Regions from separate parts of the Homo sapiens genome. Here region 2 is linked to region 1. A link is an interaction called in ENCODE POLR2A ChIA-PET data of the cell type or tissue named here. Cell type or tissue: GM12878. All regions are shown on one strand. Each heading gives the region's core, and the rest is flanking DNA. Links, peaks and the distances in the headings are about the cores only.

Region 1 (5,143 bases), core at 754-4,753:
TTTGGGCAGCTGGAGAAAGAATTGGGCCTTCCAGGTGGCAAAGAGGCAGGGAAGAGAGTCAGGGATTCTGAGTTCAGAATCCTGCACCTATTTTTTATTTGCCTTGTAACCTTGGGCAAGTCATTTGCCTTGCTGAGGCTCGGGTTCTTTCCTGAAAAATGAAAGGAGAATAAAGCCTATTTCTCAGGGCTACCTGGAAAAGAGAATGTGGTACATATAAATTAAAGTATCTAACAGGGCTTGTGGCACAATGTTGCTGTTTAATGCTTGTTTATTTTATTCATTTCAGGCAGAAAGCGGGATTTGGGATTTGGGATTTGGCTTTTAGCAGCAATAGTGTGGATAGCCATCCAGGGTGAGAACTCTCTGGATCCCCTCAGCACCTAGGTGCACGTGGTACCCTAAGGCACACCGGGGCTCCATTTGCCCTCCCTCCCTTCTGGGAGTGGACTGGGCATCCCAGGCCCCCTCCCCCAGCTATCTCCGGAGCTGGACCCCTTTGAAGCGCCTGCAGGTCTATTTTGAGAGCTGAGCGTCTCCCCTCCCCTCCTCTCTTCCTGTTTATGAAACCCTGATCCCTCCCGGATCCCTCATGCTCCCCTGGCCAGAGCTTAGGCAGGATGTGACTGTGGACTTCAGGGAGCCTTGGGCAGCCTCAGGTGTTGGGAGGAACTTCCCTTGGCCTGGTCAGAGAAGGCCAGCCACCCTCCTAGTACCTGGGGCCCTGTGGCTGGGCTCTGTCCCTTCAGCCTGCCCAGGGGAGACCCCACAGCAGTAAGACTAAGTAAACCTGGGAGAAGTTCTGTTTCCAACATCCCCTTGTCTCTGTGGCCCATTTTGCTTCTAGAAACAATCTGAGAGTGGAGCATATTGTTCTAACCTTCATTTTACAGAGGAGGAAACCGAGGTTCAGACAGGGAAACAGATTTGCCCGGGAGCACCCAGCTAGTGAGTGGCCAGCTCTTCCTGACTTCCCACTCTACCCTCCTGGCCTTAAGCCCCTTGGTCACACAGGTCTTTCTCTACCTGGAGTGTCTTTTTTTCCTCCTTTCTGCCTGGCCAACATTTGTTCATCCTCAGGACCCAGCTGGGCTGCCCCTCTCTGGAAGGTCTTTCTTGACTTCATGCACTGGCAAATAGTCACCACCTCTGGGCACCCACAACACCTTGATTATGGCTGTCTCAGGATAGTTGTGGTTTTTTGGTTTTGTTTTTGTTTTGAGGCAGGGCCTCCCTCTGTTGCCCAGGCTGGAGTGCAGTGGTACAACCACAGCTCACTGTAGCCTTGACCTCCTAGGCTCAAGTGATCCTCCTACCTCAGCTACCGGAGTAGCTGGGACTACAGGCGCACGCCACTATGCCCAGCCAGGAGTTCAACACAAGCCTGGGCAACACAGGGAGACCCATCCTCTACAAAAAACAAAATTTTTTTTTGAGATGGAGTTTCACTTTTGTTGCCCAGGCTGGAGTGCAATGGCACGATCTTGGCTCACCACAACCTCCGCCTCCTAGGTTCAAGCGATTCTCCTGCCTCAGCCTCCGTAGTAGCTGGGATTGCAGGCATATGCCACTATGCCCGGCTAATTTCATATTTTTAGTAGAGACGGGGTTTCTCCATGTTGGTCAGGCTGGTCTCGAACTCCCGACCTCAGGTGATCCGCCCACCTCGGTCTCCCAAAGTGCTGGGATTACAGGCATGAGCCACCGCGCCCGGCCCTCTACAAAAAATTTTTTAAAAATTAGCCAGATGTGGTGGTACGCACTTGTCCTCCCAGCTTACTCCATAGGCTGAGGTGGGAGGATCGCTTGAGCCCAAGAGGCTGCAGTGAACCATGATTATGCCACTGCACTCCAGCCTGGGCAACAGAGTGAGACTCTGTCTCAAAAAAAAAAAAAAAATGCCGGACACAGTGCCTCACACCTGTAATCCCAGCACTTTGGGAGGCCGAGGCGGGCAGATCGCCTGAGCTCAGGAGTTTGAGACCACCCTGGGCAACATGATGAAACCCTGTCGCTACTAAAATACAAAAAATTAGCCAGGCATTGTGGAGTGTGCCTGTAGTCCCAGCTACTCGGGAGGCTGAGGTACGAGAATCACTTAAGCCCAGGAGACGGAGGTTGCAGTGAGCTGAGATCTCACCACTGCACTCCAGCCTGGGCAGCAGAGTGAGACTCCCTCTCAAAGAAAAAAAAGGCTGTGTGCGTGCAGCAACTGCTCAATCAGTAGGAGGCACACTTACCATCATCTCTCCATGCCAGTCCTGACCTAGTGTTGGAGGCCAGCTCCCCCTCAAGGCTGCCAGGGAGCTGTGGACCCCTCCTCACCTGCCTGGAGGCACGCTGGGAGATGTGTCTGAGGACATCTGTCCCACTGAGGGAGGGGGTAGCGCCTGGAAGGGCCCTGCAAATGCTGCCAGCTGGGGAAGGGGCTTTTGGTGTCCGTTAGGGCCAGGATTGGCAGGTGGGCTTGGCTACAGCTGGCAGGGTGGGAACCCTAGAGACCACGGATCAGGCCTGGGGGCTCTGGGCTTCTCTTCCAGCTGCCCTGTAGGAGGAAGTAAATAAAGAGGAAGTCCCTATGCGGGGGATGGGGCAGGGACCAAGGGATGTGGGCTGGTGGCTGTCCTCCCCCCGCCCGCCACCAGAGGCCTCAGGGCCCACACAGCCTTCAGCAAAGGCAGTTCTGAGACTGTTTCCTTCCTGTTGCCCCTTCTGGTACCCTGCTGGCCACAGAGGCTCGTGTGGACTAGGCCCCTTGGTTTATCTCAGCCCGTATCTGGAGAGTCTCCTCCCACAAAGTAGCTACCTCTCTACCTTCTTTGCATCTGAGGGACCAGGGGTTGGTAGGGAGGGTGAGCTTTGGGGCTTCCGAGAGCTGCCCCAGCCTCCAAACCCCTGTCTGAGGAAGCTGGAGAGCAATGAGAGGCTTGGCTGAGGGAGGCATCTTTCACAATCTCCCGGCAGCCATCCACCCGCAGAGACTCTGCAAGGACAGGGAAGGGGAAGTCCGTGTGTGCGTGGGGGCATGTGTTTCTGCATAGGGGTTGTCTGCGGACAGGGTTTCCGATCATCGGCCTGAGTGTGTGTGTGTGCATGTCAGTGCCTGTGCTGTGCTGGTATGAGTGATGAAATGAGGCCACGTAGAAAGGGGCTGGGCCTGGTCAACCCCTGCCCCATAGCTGCCTGCTCCTCCTCTCAGACCTCTGTGAGGTCCTTGGTCAGGCTTTCTGCCCGCCTTACCCATCCTGGGGCTTGGGACTGGCAGCCTTCTTCGGGGCAGCTGAGCAGGGCAGGACCGGAGGGGGGCCACTGGTGCCTGCTTTCTGGGCTGCCATTGTGGGTGGGCATAGCCATGGGAAGGATGCTATGGAGGGGTGGGACACAGTATCTAAGCTCTGGACTGGACAGTCGGACAGTGGCCTTTGCTGACTTTTGCCCCACATTCTCTCAGGTCCTCCCCTCACGTGGATGTTTGCGGGTGCTGATATGCCCACTGTGACACTGCGTTATCGCCTTGTGACTTTTGTCTCTGCTCTTGTCTCTCCTCCTTAGAGTCAGAGGACATAGGGAGAGGTGTGCCCCTGGGCCTTCCCTGGGGTCATGGGCTTGGGGTCTGCAGTGTCCCCTCCTCTATAGAGGAGCCTGACCCATCATCTGCCCCTCCTCCCTGCAGAGGGGGAAGTGAGAAGGAGGGGGGCCAGAGACCCTGCCTTCTGGGCCAGGAAGGCTAAAAAAAGCAGAAGTAGGAAGAGTAACGGGGCCCTCTGGTCACCGGCTTGAGCCCCACCATGCAGACCCCAGCAGATTTCCCCAGGGTTGAGAGAGACTTGGTTCCCTGTCCCAGAAAGGTGAGCAGAAGAGTCGCCTGCCTCCAGCGGTGTCTGTCACCATGACTGGGCAAGGAATGGGTTTGGGGGTGGCTCTGTCCCTTGGGATTTCTGGGTGGTTTCCTGTCTCTGTCCCCAGGGAGTGCTCTCAGTCAGAGGCAGACAGGTGAGGTGGAGGTTCAGATCTCAGGGTGGGGTGTGCAGGTATTGCCATGTGGGCTTGGCCCCCTCTTAGTCCCTCTTTGAGCCAGGCTTTCTGCCTGTCCCGCCAGGAGGTTACACTCAGGGGTCTGATTTGACTGCAGTTTTGTGGTGTTTTTGTGGGGCTGTTCCACCCACTCCTCCATCTGTCAGGAAGGGTTAGGTATCTTCCCCTGAAGATAAGATTGTGTCTCCGAGGGCCAGGACCTACAGTGGGAGGTCACAGACGGACCCTAGTACTGAAGGAGAAGGGGTTTTAGGCAGATGTGGGTGGGCAGGACGTGGCTCTGGCTGATTGACCTGCCCACACTTTCCTGGCATTTGATGCCTGCTGACCCCAGGCCAGGCAGTAAGCAGGGAGGCGCCTGGGTCCAAGCTACCTCTGCCACTGTTTGCTTTGAGCCTTGGTGAGTCACTGTCTTCTGGGCCTCAGTTTCCTATTCCTGGAATGAGGATAACAGTTTTTAGGATATGATCAGAGTCAAAGACATCAGATTGCACTCAGGAGATAGTCCTCTCAGCTACTGTCTGGGTCCCCCTCAGGTCTTGGCATAGGAGGAAAATCCTAGGGAAATGGGAGATCTCAGAGGTGGGTCTGCAAGAAATACGAGAGTCCTCTCCTGAGTGGTGGGAGTTTGCAGATTGTCTCCCCTCATCTCTTTCCCCACCCCAGGTACAGCAGCAAGAACCCACAGCTCTGCCCTTAACCCCTTCCTGGGGATCCCTGCCCTGCTGCCTGCCCGTGTGTCTGCCAGGTGTCAGACCTATCTGCCCTAGGTATTGTCAGTCTGCTTGGGGCTCGCTGACTCTCCCGCTGTCTCTCTTTGCTGCCTACCTCTGTCTGTGGTTGGGTTCCAATCTCTGTCTCCACTTGATAAGTGCCTGACTTCACCTTTTGGGTACATGTCACATGTTAGGTGCCTGTTGTTCATGTCCCCTTCTGTCTCTGCCTGTTGGGTTTATGTCTTCATCTGTCTCTGCCTGTTGGATACCTGTCCCCTTCTGTCTTTGCCTGTTGGGTTTGTGTCACCATCTGTCTCTGCCTTTTGGATACATGTCCCCTTCTGTCATTGCCTGTTGGTTTTTTTTTTGAAACGGAGTCTCACTTTGTCGCC
Region 2 (5,143 bases), core at 775-4,774, 71 kb after region 1:
TCTAATAGTGTGAGAATATGGAAAATCCACAATATGGCATTTCAGCAAAACAGTGATGGGACTTTGCAACCCAAATGTTTCTTCTAACAATACCCATAGCAGACCAGCATGTCCACATCTAAATTGCTCAGCTCTGAGAATAATGGAAACTTTTTTAGTCACTGTTTATTCTACTTAGAATTGTAAACTATAGGAAGAAGCAGAGTGGTGTCCAGGGGGTCATCTTGTAAGAGAATGCTCTCCCAAATCTCGGGCTCTGGGCAGTCTGCCTGTCAAGTAAGATTGGGGGTCATTAAGATAATCCTCTCTTCTCACTTTCAGAGGATTCCCTCTAAAACACAAGTACCCCAGGAGGGGAATCACAGCTTAATCCTTCTTCGTTTAACACTTGAGCTGGATTTAGGATATGAGGTGAGGAGTGGGCAGGAAGATTCATTTTACTAATTTTGTAATGCCTGGGGCAGAATTTGACCAGCTTTTTCCCACATCAGTCTCCTTCCCCCTAAATATCACTCCACAAACAAATGCTACAGACTGCAATTGATTGAGAATAGGAAACTGTTTTTAATCAGCTACAATTCTATCAACCTGTTCTACTCTGCAAACGTAATTACCAAGAGATCACAGACCTAAAGGAGATTCTGTTTTCAAACATACCAAACCGGTGCCACGGAGAGTGAACCAGATTATCTGCCTTCCAACTTGTGCCCTAAAGTGTAGACTTGGTTGTAGAGTGCCCACCTATGAGGTCACCATGTAGTATAAATAAGTATATACTGTATATGTAATTAACACCCAAATGTTTATACTCAAGTTGAGTGTCTTCTATGGCAAGTGCTATGAGCAGTGATTCTCCAACTCCTATCAGGGGATTAGTTAGGTACCTGAATGTATGCAAAAAATACAGATTCCTTAGCCCATCTTAGTTCTAACAAAACAAAATCTCTGGGAGGATACAACCTGATCATCTATTTTTTAAATAAGCATCCAGTGATTATCATGAATGGCCAGTGAGGAATCCCTGTAAGGGATACCCAAGAAATACCTTTATATATTTTATAAAGGTATATAAAATATAGTTTATTTGTAAAGTTAGACCTGAGATATGAAATAACTGAACATGATTTTCACTAGAGTGGTCAACAATTTGGAACACTACATAATGCTATCGATGTACAGGAAGGGAGAAATTAGTAGTGGGGAAGACTGAGTTGAGGAAATAAGACCCTGGTGGGCCTCAAGGTTCAGATAGGATTTGAATAAAGGAGAGAGAAGCATGTGGAGGAAAATCAGTAGGGAAATGAACAAAGGTTCGGAGGCAGGAACATAGGGGCACGTTCTCAGAACGGTGAGTTTGGCCAAATTAGAATAGACACTTTGATGAAGAGTTAGAAATAGTGATTGATAAGTAGGGTTGGGACAGAATACACAAGGTCTTAGAAGTCAGGCAAAAAAGTCTAACGTGACTGAGATGGGAAAATAGGAAGTAAAATCAAATCACCAACTGAGTAAAATACATTCTGAGTAATAGAAAGGGCATGGGTTTTGGTACATACTTAAGAGTTAAGCGGGCTGGCCGGGCGCGGTGGCTCATGCCTATAATCCCAGCACTTTGGGAGGCCAAGGTGGGTGGATCGCTCGAGGTCAGGAGTTGGAGACCAGCCTGGTCAACATGGCGAAAACCCATCTCTACTAAAAGTACAAATATTAGCCGGGTGTGGTGGTGCATGCCTGTAATCCCAGCTACTCAGGAGGCTGAGGCAGGAGAATCGCTTGAACTTGGGAGGTGGAGGTTGCAGTGAACCAAGATCGTGCCACTTGCACTCCAGCCTGGGTGACAGAATGAGACTCCATCTCAAAAAAAAAAAAAAAAAAGAAAGAAAGAGAGTTAAGCGGGCCAAGCACGGTGGCTCACACCACACCTGTAATCCCAGTGCTTTGGGAGGCTGAGGAGGACGGATCACCTGAGGTCAGGAGTTCAAGACCAGCCTGGCCAACATATAGTGAAACCCCATCTCTACTAAAAGTACAAAAATTAGCTGGGTGTAGTAGCACACGCCTGTAGTCCCAGCTACTTGGGAAGCTGAGGCAGGAGAATCACTTGAACCCGGGAGGCGAAGGCTGCAGTGGGCTGAGATTGTGACACTGCACTCCAGCCTGGGTGACAGAGTGACAGTGCGAGATCCCATCTCTTTAAAAAAAAAAAAAAAAAGTTAAGCCTGCCCCTTTTTCCTGTTAATTGAACTACTCTCCAGTAAGGCAGTAAGGGAAAACTTACCAGAGGAACCTGTCATAGCATACCTGTTGTCTGTCTTCTGGGCCAAGAGTCAAATACAAATCTCTTCAATCTCTGATACAAATTTCCTTTGCCTCTTCCTATTGAAATCAGTGGAAAGTTTCCAGGGAAGCTGAAAGCTGCTTTACAACTTAGAGCAATACTTACTTCAAATGTTAGAAACTCATCTGGGTCTGTTCGAAACCCTAAAGTAGTTTTCTAAATCTTAAACATATATTGGTCTGGAAATTCTCCATAGCTCACAAAGCACTTACCTACACTGAATATGAAGGTATTGCTTCCAATTCTCCTGGTAAAATAACTCGTGGGGCTGGGCACAGTACCTCACCCCTGTAATCCCAGCACTTTGGGAGACCAAGGCAGGAGGATCAGTTGAGGCCAAGTCTTTGAGACCAGCTTGGGCAATAGAGCAAGACCCTGTACCTCACGCCCCCCAGCCCCACCCCCAACAACAACAACAAAAAAAGGCTGGGCACAGTGGCTTCTCAGCACTTTGGGAGGCCAAGGCAGGATGATCAAGACCAGCCTAGGCAACATAGGGACACCCCAACTCTACAAATAATTTAATTTAATTTATTATTATTATTATTTTTGAGACAGTTTTGCCCTTGTTGCCCAGGCTGGAGTGCAATGACGTGATCTCAGCTCATCGCAACCTCCGCCTCCCGGGTTCAAGTGATTCTCCTGCCTCAGCCTCCCGAGTAGCTGGGATTACAGGCATGCGCCACCACGCCTGGCTAATTTTGTATTTTTAGTAGAGACAAGGTTTCTCCATGTTGGTCAGGCTGGTCTCGAACTCCCGACCTCAGGTGATCCGCCTGCCTCGGCCTCCCAAAGTGCTGGGATTACAGGCATGAGCCACCGCACCCACTCTACAAATAATTTTTAAATTAGCCCGGCATTGTGGTGCGCACCTGTGGTCCCAGCTACTCAAGGAGCTGAGGTGTGAGGATTGTCTGAGCCTGGGAGATTGAGGCTGCAGTGAATTGTGACTGCACCACCGCACTCCAGCCTGAGAAACATACACCCTGTCTCTAACCAAAAAAAAAAAAAAAAAAAAAAAAAAGAAGAAGAAGAAGAAGAAAAAGAAATTGTGAACTCTATGATCCTACAGAAAAACATTTTGAAAATAGACGGGCACAGGGGTAACGATATGTACCTAAGTAGTTAGGCTTTTTCCCTTTCTCTTCTATTTCTTTGCTCACTAAACAAGAAGTTTCAGAAGTCAATGTTCAAGCCAGAAAGCCAAGCTTCTGGGTGATAGAAGATTTTCTGGTTTCAGATTAAACAGAAAACTAAATTAGCAAATTAATTGTTGGATGTATTTTCCTGGGCCCTTCATCAGCTGCTGCAGGACCAGTAACCAATGAAAGATGACTTCTGGCTGCCCTGGAGAGGGGGCAGGGTTCAGAATCAGGTTCTGCTAGCTACCAAGTGTCAGACATGTTAATTTCAAATTACTTTTGTACAGCTTGGTGTCAAAATGATTAAAGCATGAAGAGAAAAACAGAACCAAAGGAGAAAGAAGGGAAATCATTTACCTTGCATTTGGAGCAAGGACACTTGCAATTCTATTTCAGCTGGCTTTCTCCCACAAGCTATGGAAATTCTAAGCTTTAGTTAGGCCCTTTAGTGATCACCTAAGATAGGAGATCATGGCTCTCCATTTCCTTTGTATAATGTCACTATCTCTATATAGCAGAGTCTATATCACAAACACTAATATGGTCACATTTTCTTCCCCTTTCCCCCCAATAAAACTTTATTTTGATAACATTGGGCTCTACATGTCAGGAACTGTACTAAGTATGCTTTACATTTAAAGTATCAAATAATCCTTGCAACATGCTTTGTGTTATTATTCCCATTTACAGATGACAAAACTGAGGCTTGGAGTGGTAAAGCTACTTGCTCTAGTCACTTAGCAGAGGCAGAGGTGGGATTCTAGTCTCAGGTTTGTCTGACTACAGAGCCATACTGCCTCCTCTCAATTTTCCCTTTTGGATTGGAGGAACCAAGAATTTGGTTCTGATTGTTAAGACAACTTCATTGTTTCTTTTAACAGTCATGGGTGTCTTATTTTTGTCTAAAGATGCTGCTGAGGTCAGCCTTATTTTCCATAAAATAACAATTTTTAGAGAACCAGTTTCCCAGGGTGAACAGGTAACCAGCTCACTGGTTGGCTTGTCTTTGTCTCCCAGTACCCAGCTTTTCTAGTTGGTTTCATGGGCTTCATGACACTTTTTGCTCAAGATGAGTCATCTCATCTGATTTTTGTATGTGAAGTATAAGGCTGATCTCAGTTGCTACTGCTTTTCAACCATCCACGCAAAGCTGCACTGCTTGAGTTCTCTTAGTCTGCCAGATTTGATTATTTTCCTCACCCTTCCTATAGCCACTCACTTCACATTACCTGATTATTTAATATTATTATTTTTTTTTTTTTGAGAAAGAGAGAGTCTCACTCTGTTGCCCAGGCTGGAGTGTGGTGGCACAATCTTGGCTCACTGCAACCTCCGCCTCCTGGGTTCAAGCGATTCTTGGCCAGTTCACATTATCTTTTTTCATTATCTTCTTTTTTTTTTTTTTTTTTTGAGACAAAGTCTCACTCTGTCGCCCAAGCTGGAGTGCAGTGGTGCAATCTCGGCTCACTGCAACCTCCGCCTCCTGGGTTCAAGCAATTCTCCTCCCTCAGCCTCCCAAGTAGCAGGGACTACAGGCACACGCCACCATGCCCGGCTAATTTTTGTATTTTTAGTAGAGACAGGGTTTAACCATGTTGGCCAGGCTGGTCTCAAACTTCTGACCTCGTGATCTGCCCGCCTTGGCCTCCCAAAGTGCTGGGAT

What was found. Peaks named below come from ENCODE experiments on the same cell type or tissue, not always from the same donor. Only the 100,000 strongest peaks of a DNase experiment are listed, where the experiment ranks them.
Region 2: POLR2A ChIA-PET joins it to region 1 with 5 read pairs; 10 of 35 experiments call an interaction of 5 or more read pairs at or near these places.

The regions. Positions count from the first base shown.
Region 1 is chr1:26,539,374-26,544,516 of GRCh38, forward strand. All of the region lies in intron 2 of RPS6KA1 (ribosomal protein S6 kinase A1), which reads left to right. Among named protein-coding and RNA genes, the nearest start is that of RPS6KA1, 12 kb to the left of the region's middle. RefSeq lists enhancers at 2,180-2,229, 2,240-2,289, 2,962-3,606 and a silencer at 2,670-2,719. In GM12878, for the core only: CTCF peaks have their summits at 2,639 (motif pointing right) and 3,883; DNase peaks (open chromatin) are centred at 2,698, 3,008 and 3,962; H3K4me3 peaks cover 2,203 bases; H3K27ac peaks cover 3,651 bases.
Region 2 is chr1:26,610,666-26,615,808 of GRCh38, forward strand. No RefSeq gene overlaps it. Among named protein-coding and RNA genes, the nearest start is that of MIR1976, 59 kb to the left of the region's middle. In GM12878, for the core only: no CTCF peak of the experiment used is centred there; no DNase peak of the experiment used is centred there.